2 separate regions of the Homo sapiens genome follow, and region 1 is linked to region 2. The links are chromatin loops, found by intact Hi-C in ENCODE. Cell type or tissue: breast epithelium. All regions are shown on one strand.

Region 1 (5,000 bases), 810 kb before region 2:
GGCATCTTCCCTACACGCCCAGACCCCAGGGCTTGTGCCTAGAGCTGCTCACCCCAGGTGAGTCCTGAGAAGGATCTGGTTCCGTGTCAGGCAGGGACAGGTGGTTCACACTCACCAGCACCTGCAGATGTGCAAACAGGGAGGCCACTGGGAAATGTTCTTCTGAAGACTTCACAAATTTCTAAGTGTGGGATACAATAGGAACAGAAGGGCTGGGCAGAGGCTAACCCTGGAAGTAACCACAACAAATGGCAGCCAATGTCCACTGGAGACCTCATGTCTATGAGGCCACCGAGTGCACTGACGGACACCATGACTGGGTCTCAGGAGGTTCAGTGACTTTTCCAGCCCAGGGCTGTCTGAGCAGAGCTGGGAGGAGCGGTGGGTGGAAGGAGGGTGAGAGTGCCAGAGGCGTTTGAACCAGAGCAACTCCATCTTGAACGGGGGCTGGGTAAAATGAGGCTGAGAGCTACTGGGCTGCATTCCCAGACGGTTGAGGTATTCTAAGTCACAGGGTGAGATAGGAGCTTGGCACAAGATACAGGCCATAAAGACCTTGCTGATAAAACCGGTTGCAGTAAAGAAGCCGGCTAAAACCCACCAAAACCAAGATGGCAACAACGGTGACCTCTGGTTGTCCTCACTGCTACAGTCTCAACAGCGCCATGACAGTTTACAGATGCCATGGCAACGTCAGGAAGTTACCCAGTATAGTCTAAAAAGGGGAAGCATGAATAATCCACCCCTTGTTTAGCATATCATCAAGAAATAGCCATAAAAATGGGCACCCACCAGCCCTCAGGCTGCTCTGTCTATGGGGTAGCCATTCTTTCATTCCTCTACTTTCCTAATAAACTCGCTTTCATGTTACTCTATGGACTCCCTCTAAATTCCTTCTTGCTTAAGATCCAGGAACCCTCTCTTGGGGTCTGGATCAGGACCCCTTTCTGGTAACAAGAGTGAGGGGGATTCAGGCCTGGGAGGCAAGGCAGATGCAGACCACTGGATGGGAGGAGAGGTGTCACTGTCTTGGGAGGACGTGGCCTGAGACCATGGTAAGGATGCTGGCCTCTACCTAGAGAGAGGGGAGGCTGAGGAGAGTTTTAGGCACAAGAGGGATGTTTGCATTTTTTAAAAAATGGCCTCATTATATCACTGTCTCCACAAGATCATTATAGAAAAGTCTTGTCAAAAGCTTCATCCACCAACTCCATGCCTCCCTGGGTAGAAAGGACCCTATGCAGCCATCGCTCTGACTTCCAGGGTTCAGAGGGAGAAGCTTTGCCTCTGAGCAGAGGGATGGAGTGGCTGGGTGCGCAGCTGCACCTGGGTGGGTGTGCTGACGTGGAGCAAGTCACTAAAGAGCCCAGTAAAGAGGGCAGGGCAGCCGAGCCCCTCCAGCCTGCCTCCCAATCGTACAGCGTAGAGCGTTGTGGCCCTGCAGAGGAAAGTGGGCGTTCCTTGCAGAGCAGGAGGCCCAGGTCTGAAGTAGAAAACCCTGCTGGAGCCTTTCCTGTGGTGGAGCCGGGTTGGTCTAAGGAGTCTAATTCTGGAGCCCACCCCCTTAACCCTGTGGGATCCATGGCTGCCTTGATGCAGCGCTGCTTTCCCTTGAATCTACCTTGACCGGGTCTCACTTTCATAACCAGAGGAAAGACGCAACATGTGTTACCCAAAATGCAGGAAAGTGGATCCAGGTGCTAACCTGGGACTGGTCTGGTCCCTCATCAGCTCAAAGAGGAATGCCAGCGAGGCCGGCCTAGAGTAAGGAGGCGTTGCCATGAGGCGCCAGGGCACCTGGCTCCCAGTATTCCATTTCACCATGGAAGCATCGCCCACTGCCTCTCCCATCAGGGGTCTGCAGTGCGCCCGTGCCTTCATTTACCCTAACTCTGAGCCCACACGCTCTCCACTGGGGGTTCGGCACAGACAGACATTTCTCCTCATTTCTCACCCCTGCTCCTTCGCAGGTGCCAACCACAGAGTGTCTCCCTGACCCTCCAGAGTGGCTGCACAGGGGCCCTGCAGGATTTGCTAGCCTGCCAAAGAAACCAACTCCATTAAAAGATGAAAGAACACATTTGAAAAAGGGCTCTTATCTTGGCTCTGTCCCAACTTGACAGCCCCCAGGTGAAGAGATCCAAGGACCAATCCACCTTTCCACAGGCAGTTTATTCCCCTCAGCCCAGCAAATGCCTTCTCTCTGGATTTTCCTGGTCATCTCTCCTCAGGTGACTAAGCCAGCCAGTCATGGCAGGCACACGGGCTGAGGCTCTGGAGAGATGGGAGCCCCTGACTGTGAGGAGGACAGACACTTCCTTCCCTTACAATTTGGGTGTCTGCCCTGCATTCCTGGCCAACCCACAGGAAGTCAGCCAGCATCAGAAAGGAGGAATCTTACAGAATGTGTGGTCAGGGCAATAAGACAGACGATCACTGTGGGGCCTCTAGCCTCAAGAACCACACAACAGACCCGGAGGAGCCCGACGTGGGAGTCTTGGCTCATTCAGACCCAAAGGAAGAATTAAAGTCATTTGTTGATGAACACCAGAGTGGAACAAGCCTTTGTTTTAGGAGCAGAAAGGAAGAATTGCCTTAGTCCCCATTTTTAGATCTAAAGGAAGTCATAAACTCATATATGCTACAACAGGAGGGAGAGAAACTAGTACAACCCCCTTGGGAAAACAATTTGGTATCCGGTAAGGTTGAATTTCCTTACTTTACAACTCAGCAATTCCACACCAGGATATATGTCCAAGAGAAGCTCTTAGACACAGGAATCGGACTGTTCATAGCAGCCCCGTTGTTATAACTAGAGAATGGATACATTGTGGCAAATGGATTATCACACAGTAGTGAAAAGCAAATAAACTAGAGCTGCACAAAGCAGCACTGATGAGTCTTAGAAAAGAAACACAAAGTGAAGAAAGCAAATCACAGAAGACTGAGTAAGTATGACTCCATTTTATAATGTTAAGAAAACAAGCAAAAGCAAATATACATATTTTTAGAGACTCATACTTATGTGATAAACACATAAAATAAAAAAGCAAGAGAATGAAACACAAATTCCAAGATTGTAGTTACCTCCAGTCACCTCCTGTCTACTCATCAAGTTGTTGGGGGAATAAATGAAACAGCTGAACATACCTGGCAAAAGGTGGGTTTCCAGCACGTGCTCGCTCCCCGCCTTCTCCCATTCCCTCCCTTTGTATGGTTTCAGAGGAGAAAAATGTATAAATTCTGGCATTCTCTTGGTGCTCGCATCCTTCCAGGGGAAGATCCTTCTGAATCTAGTCTGCATCTCTCCCACTTACAAGGATTTTCTCCTGTTCAGCTCTGCAAAGAGATGGGGCAGCTGGTCTGCACCTTCAGTTAGAATCCTGGCTCTCTTAGAGTGCAAGCGTTAAACCATCTTTCGGCTCAGTTCCTTCACGCTAAAAGCTCCCAGGTTTAACATGGAACAGACCTTTTTATTTTCCCTTGAAAACATTCAGTTAGATCTGTTGTCCTCTGTGAGATTACAGAAGTTCCCAAACAGTGCTAGTTCCATTGTTTGGAGCTCAGGGTCAGTCAAACCTAATAAAAGTACAGACACCTGGCAACCCAAGTTTCACTTCTGCTGAAATTATTGTTAAGTATCACTTTAAAAAACAAAGAAGATTGCATGAGGAAAAGCAAATTGCTTTAAAAAAATGGACGTTCATTACTCTAGGATGTGAGATACTATATTTTTTAACAAGAAGTGAAACTTTTAGAAAGCCTGGGTGATAAGCAACTAAAAACAGCTGAAGTCAGGATCCCAGAGCTTCCAGAAAAGGCAGGAGTTGGGTCAGCGAAAAAGAGTAATGAGTCACAAAGAGTAAATGAGTCTGGTCCTAGAGAGAACACGTGAGAAATGGCTCCGCTGCCCTGGAGACTTCAGCTTCATGCATCCCTGCCCAGGCAGGGCTGGGTGAGGGGAAGGGCTCCTTTCACCTGGGTTTAATGAATGAATAAGCACTATTCCAAATTTGAATTCAGCTAAGATGTAATGAAGGCAAAGAGAAAAGAGCCTCATTTGTTAAGCACTTGCGGTATGCCTGGCCCCATGCCAGGCCATCAGGCCTGCTACTCCTCTTGTTTGTTTATTTATTTATTTGTGTATTTTTATTTTTTGAGACAGGGTCTCACTCTGTCACCCAGGCTGGAGTGCAGTGGTGCAATCTCGGCTCACTGCAGCCTCGACCTCCTGGGCTCCAATGATCCTCCTGCCTCAGCTTCCCGAGTAACTGGGACCACAAGCGCATGTCACCACGCCTGGCTAATTTTTGTATTTTTTGTAGAGACAGGGTTTCACCTTGTTGGCCAGGCTGGTCTAGAACTCCTGACCTCAAATGATCCACCTGCCTCGGCCTCCCAAAGTGCAGGGATTACAGGCATGAGCCACTGCGCCCGGCCCTCCTCTTGTTTAATAATAACCCAAGCTGGGAGGGAAGAGTCACCATCTACCAGTTGGAAGATGAGGAGGCTAAGGCCAGTAGCACTGTATCCTGGAGGTGGCCAGTAATTACAAATGACCTGGGCAGATGTTCCAGTGAGGAGAATACAGGGCCACTTTGGTCTGTAGCCTCAATTTTCATAATGACCCTTATCATAGCAGTGAGCATTTATTGAGTGCTTCCTGTGTGCCCTGCTCTGTGCTAGCCACCATCCATTCCCTCCCTCACTAATCCTCACAGCACCCTCTGATGTGTGACTGTAGTAAGGTGGAGGTCACCTCTGTGTGACCTTGGGCAGTGACTTCACTTCCTGAAGGCTCAGCCTCGTCACCTGCAATAAGGGGCACTCACAAGCCCACGTCAGAAGGTGCTGTGAGAATTAGTGAGGGAGGGAATGGATGATGGCTAGCACAGAGCGGGGCACACAGGAAGCACTCAATAAATGCCCACTGCCATGATAAGGGTCATTATGAAAATTGAGGCTGCAGACCAAAGCGGCCCTGTATTCTCCGCACTGGA
Region 2 (5,000 bases):
GAAGGAAAGGGAAGAGCAAGCAAGCCCCAATGCACAAGGTCTTTGAAAGCCTTGCCCTGCATCACCTTTCCTACTGTTCCATTTTTCCAAAGCAGGTCACACGTCCAAACCCAGAGACAAGGTGTGGAGCAATAGACTCCACCTGGGAAGAGCTGCAGAGTGCGGTGGATGAGAGGAGAAGTATTCATGGCCATTGTTACAATTTATTCAGGGAGCTCATTTCAATGGGGACATCTCCCACTATCATCGCTGGCCTGCAAAGAATAGTCAAGGCACAGCCTTTCAAGATGCCCATGCTTCCCTCACCAATGTGTTACCCAAAGCTTTGGTCCAGAAAACATCGTCTGAACTCCTCACCCCAGGGATCATGGTTAGGTGGTAGATGAGTATTTGACTGCTCAAATCTCAATAACTTCCAGAGCCCTAGCTGTGAGGGAGTCCAGAAAAGGTACTTTGTATCCTTCCAGCCTCTGCAGTACAGGAAGGACCCCAAAAGGTGGTGACATGGATGCTGAGCACCAGTCCAACATGTCCGCCCACGCTGAGGAGCTTCATGAGGAGGGAGGTGAGCCCTGCAGCAACAGGGAAGGAGACAGGCAGGAGTTCCCTGTTGCCTGCTCCTATCTAGAGGCCTCAAACTCCAGCTAATTTAAGCCATGTCAGCAGGGACCTCCCACGTGCTGACTCAGGCCAGCCATGACTAAGGTCCAAATCAGTCTCAACAGGAGCAAGGCGGCCCCCATGCCGGCCAGACCCCTCCCGGCACACACTGTGCAGACCCAGAGCCTACAATAATCACAATTGTCACCAGCCCCACCATGTGCCAGGGACAGTGCTCTGCAGCGAGAGAGACCATCTTGTTTAATCCTCAAAACCACCAGGGGCAGGGAGGGGCAGTTCCATTCCAACGGGGATAAAAAGCAATGCTCAGAGAGGTGACGTCACTTACCAACATCACCTATAATAGTGACTGAGCTGGGGTTTGAATACAGATCTAAATGACAGGGAAACCTTCCCGCTGGGTTGCACAGCTGCTCTGCCTGTCATCTTCCAATCTCACTGGTTGTCAAGGGAGGACCTGCTCCCTAGGCACCCAAGGTGTTCTCTGCCCTTCACTTCACTCCACACCATGGAGAGCTGCCCCCAAGCCTGTACCTGGGTCTCTGAGGAGGTCTTACCCAGACCCTGTCCTGCTGCCCACAAACATGTCACTGGCTAAGAGGGATGCATTCTTCCCTCCAATCCAAGGAAAAACAAGTGTGTGATCACTTGAAAGATGACCCTGTATTTCTAACTGGATGTCCCTGGAGTCTGCTGTATTAGTGTGGGGGATGACAGCTGCCCTGATTCTATTTCCCCTTCCCTGAAGAACAGGCTTTTCCTAAGGGAAATTCCTTAGGATATTTTATGAGGATTGGCATCACCTCTCACAGAGGCACCAGAGTTCAACCTGTGGCCTATGCAGGGCCAATCACAGTCATTGTGATTATTTCAAGGATGGGCATATGACCCAGTTTGAGCCAGTAGTCAGCCAGTCTGGTGATTTTTTTCTGGCCCAAATGGAAAGGGGAAGTTTTCTTTCCACTGGAATTATTGAGCTGATTAATTATGAGCCTGAAGCCTTTGGGAACTATCCTGTTAACACAAGGAGAAAGTCTCCAGAGAAATAAGCCAACCCAGAAGCCCTAGAGCCAGCCATTCCTGAAGCTGGTGGAGCTTTGAAGTACATAGACCAACAATTTCTCTTTTATCCTGAAGGTGAGTTGGGTTTCTGTCACATGCACTCAAGTGGAACCCTGACTTCACTTTTACAATTTATTGTACCCAACAGGATCACGTTTTGCGAGGCATAAACTGTGCCCATTTCTCATCGAGTAAGAAATAAAATCCTCCAAACCCAACCCATCACATCAGTCATCCTGCTGTCTCCCTGCCAGGCCTGTCCAATCACCTCCTTATCTGAACACCCTCCCACCCCACACACAACGTGGCAGTTCCTCAGTAGCCGAGGCCACCCCTCCCTCCTTCCTTGACACCCACAGTCTGGCCCTCTGGTCCATCCTCCCTCCAAGATGGCCCAGGACTCCCCACAGGGGACACAGGCTCCAGGAGTGGGGCTGAGCAGAACAGCCTCAGGCTGATGGTCTTTGTGGACCATGCACCCTATCAGGAAAAAAACAGGGACACACCTCCATAATCATTTCTTTATAAATGACATACATTGCAACACCATTTGCATTTTATGTCTTAATAAAGCTGCATTAATTTCTTCTTTTAGATGAACGTTTAAATAGAAAGTCTCCTGTTTTCTTGCTTTTCATGGCCTATTGTTTCTATTTTCTTGTCTTTCACACTCTGTGGTGACTGCAGGGTCCGTCTGGTGGGGGTGGGGCCGTGGCTGGACTCTCCTTCCCGCCCCCAGGTTGTTTTCCAAACTTTCAGTATCGTGAGTAGAAGGAGGGGCCCTGCCTGGGGAGGGCCGTGTGAATCACCCCATGGAAATACTGGCGCCCTGGGCTGGGGGCAGGGTGGGCCTGGTTTCCAGGAAGGGCTTGGGCAGGAAGCCAGGCAGGAAGAGGCTGGGGAGTTTCTGGAAAGGCAGCGCGGAGGGGCCTGGGGAGGCCAGTGGACCTCTCGGGGCAGGGCACTGGCCTCCCCTCTCACAGATGGGGAATCCTTGGCACTTCCTGGCACATGCCAGGGCATGGGGGTGGGGGCAGAAGGCCAGGGAAGGAGGTGGCGGCCGATCCTCAGCAGGCCTCTAGGGTGGGTGGCCGTGGACAAAGAGGGGAGGGTGGGATGGACTTGGAGGAGGTGCCCTAGGGGCTCCTTTGAGCCTGGCCCCAGCACCTACAGCCTGTGCTTGGGGCTGAGGGTCCCATTGTATGACCTGTAGTTTCAGCCAGAAGGATACTTGGAATAAGAGGGGACAAAGGAGGCGGCAGTTTAAAGCGGTCGCTGAGCAGAGAATCCCGCTGATGGATGGGGACGGTGCTGCTCCATAGGGGGCCCTCTCTCAGACTTCTGTAGCCCCCATGGCATTTAGCCAAGAGAGGCTCCCTCCCCACACAAGTGAACTTACAGGACAGAAATCCAGAATGCAAGTGGGATAAGCAGTGTAGAAGTGTTTCTCTCTCAAGGCGGAGTGGTTGATTCACTCATTCATCCACTCGTCTGTGCACGCATTTGCTCCAAAAACACTGCTAAGCTCCAGGCTGCCCACTCCTCATTCATGAAGGTCCTGCCACCTTCAGATCCTGTGCCCCATCCCACAGTGACTGGCCTAGGGTAGAAATGCCATCCCAGCTGGCCCAACTTGGGCAAATATCAGGACTCTGGCAGGCAATACCTGGACAAAGATTTACACCTGGGAGAACGAGGGCCCTAAAGCAGCTGGAGGCCACTTGTCAACCTACAGGAAGAACTGTACTGAGAGTGGATCCAATGGAGAAGGGAGCAGACCCAACAGGTGGGGAGAGACTGGCTCCTTGGATGCTGTTTGAGCGCCTGGATTCACCTGCACCTGAAGCAAAGTGCTACACCCAGAAAACAATGTCCACTGAAGCCAGTTTGAAGCTGGTGCTCTGTTGTCTACAACCCAAGAATGCTAGCTGACAGGGATGAGTTGAGGGTGCGTGGGCACAGAGCACCACCAGGACCGGGTGAGTGAGAAGGAGAGCGGGGCAAGCCGCGGAGGGGGTGGGGGAGGGCACTGGCCCCACTGCAGGGGCAGCCTCCACCCTACCGCCACAGCCCCTTCCTCCATCTCACCAGGACCCAACTCGCTGACATCATCACGGTGGGAAACAGGAACTCCTCGACCTCAGGCCAAAAGATCCATCTGTTAGAGCCATCGGGCCAGCCAAGGCTGCTCAGAGAGGCAGGTGGAGGCCATGTCATTTCTAACTGACCCGGGAAGAACCATGTGGTGTGCAGGGTGGGGGTCCCTGCCCACCCATACTGGGCATCATCCATGCTTAGTGATCACATCCAGCTCAGCAACCACAAGCACAGAGGCCAGCGTGTCCCGCGTGGGACACAACGCAGGGTCCTTGCTGCTCTAGCCGCTGCTCAGGCCACTTATGCTGGCGCCCTAAGAAGTCTCCCTCCTCACATGTCCTCCCTGGAGTTTAAGCCGAGCTCTCCCCTCCAGTGGACATCCTCCTTCCCAGCCTCATGAAAGATTCAAGACAGATAGATAGTTTTTGTTTTTTTTTTTTGAGACGGGGTTTCGCTCTTGTTGTCCAGGCTGGAGTGCAATGGCGCAATCTTGGTTCACTGCAACCTCCACCTCCCAGGTTCAAGTGATTCTCCTGCCTCAGCCTCCCGAGTAGCTAAAGCTGAGATTACAGGCATGCGCCACCACACCCGGGTAATTTTTTGTATTTTTAGTAGAGACGGGGTTTCTCCATGTTAGTCAGGCTGGTCTCCACCTCAGGTGATCCGCCTACCTTGGCCTCCCAAAGTGCTGGGATTACAGGCGTGAGCCACCACGCCCGACCTGATGCAAAATATTTTTTAAAAGCTCTTCCTTAAAAATCTGTGTAGGATGGACTTACTGCAACCTAGCAGGCACCTAAAGAGACCAGGGATAAAAGTCGACCCACGAGAGCCCCAGGAGAAAGGACAACTGCTGCCGAGGCAGAAAGCCTCCAGGACAGCCTGTGGGAGCTGTTGAAAGGCAATGCAGGCAGCAAACACCACAGGACAGAGGGGAGGGCTGCCGCAGTAGTGTGGGCTTGAAGACCGTTCCCCTGTGGGTCCCTCCCAGCACAGGGGAACAGGAAGACATGGTGTGGTCCCTTCTTCACAGAGCGAGCAGTCTGTGGAGAAGACGGGGCTCATCGGGCAATGCCTCCACTGGGGCCAGAAAAGGCTTCCCCTGGCTGGACCTGCAGGACGAGGGTCAGGGCTCAGCCAGGTGGCCAGCCCTCAGCGTCTGCTCCCACCTCCTTCTGTGTCCCAGACCCTAAGGCAGAGGCTGGGAAACTAACAAACTA

The links. Peaks named below come from ENCODE experiments on the same cell type or tissue, not always from the same donor. Only the 100,000 strongest peaks of a DNase experiment are listed, where the experiment ranks them.
Region 1: a loop joins it to region 2, with 16 times the contacts of the local background. A loop is called at or near these places in 1 of 110 quality-filtered maps.

What each region holds. Positions count from the first base shown.
Region 1 is chr3:127,732,555-127,737,554 of GRCh38, forward strand. All of the region lies in intron 3 of MGLL (monoglyceride lipase), which reads right to left. Among named protein-coding and RNA genes, the nearest start is that of ABTB1, 62 kb to the left of the region's middle. RefSeq lists enhancers at 1,444-2,359, 2,251-2,310. In breast epithelium, no CTCF peak of the experiment used is centred here; a DNase peak (open chromatin) is centred at 2,387; H3K4me3 peaks cover 447 bases; H3K27ac peaks cover 2,811 bases.
Region 2 is chr3:128,546,925-128,551,924 of GRCh38, forward strand. No RefSeq gene overlaps it. Among named protein-coding and RNA genes, the nearest start is that of LINC01565, 27 kb to the right of the region's middle. RefSeq lists an enhancer at 712-1,212. In breast epithelium, no CTCF peak of the experiment used is centred here; a DNase peak (open chromatin) is centred at 2,649; H3K4me3 peaks cover 740 bases; H3K27ac peaks cover 1,928 bases.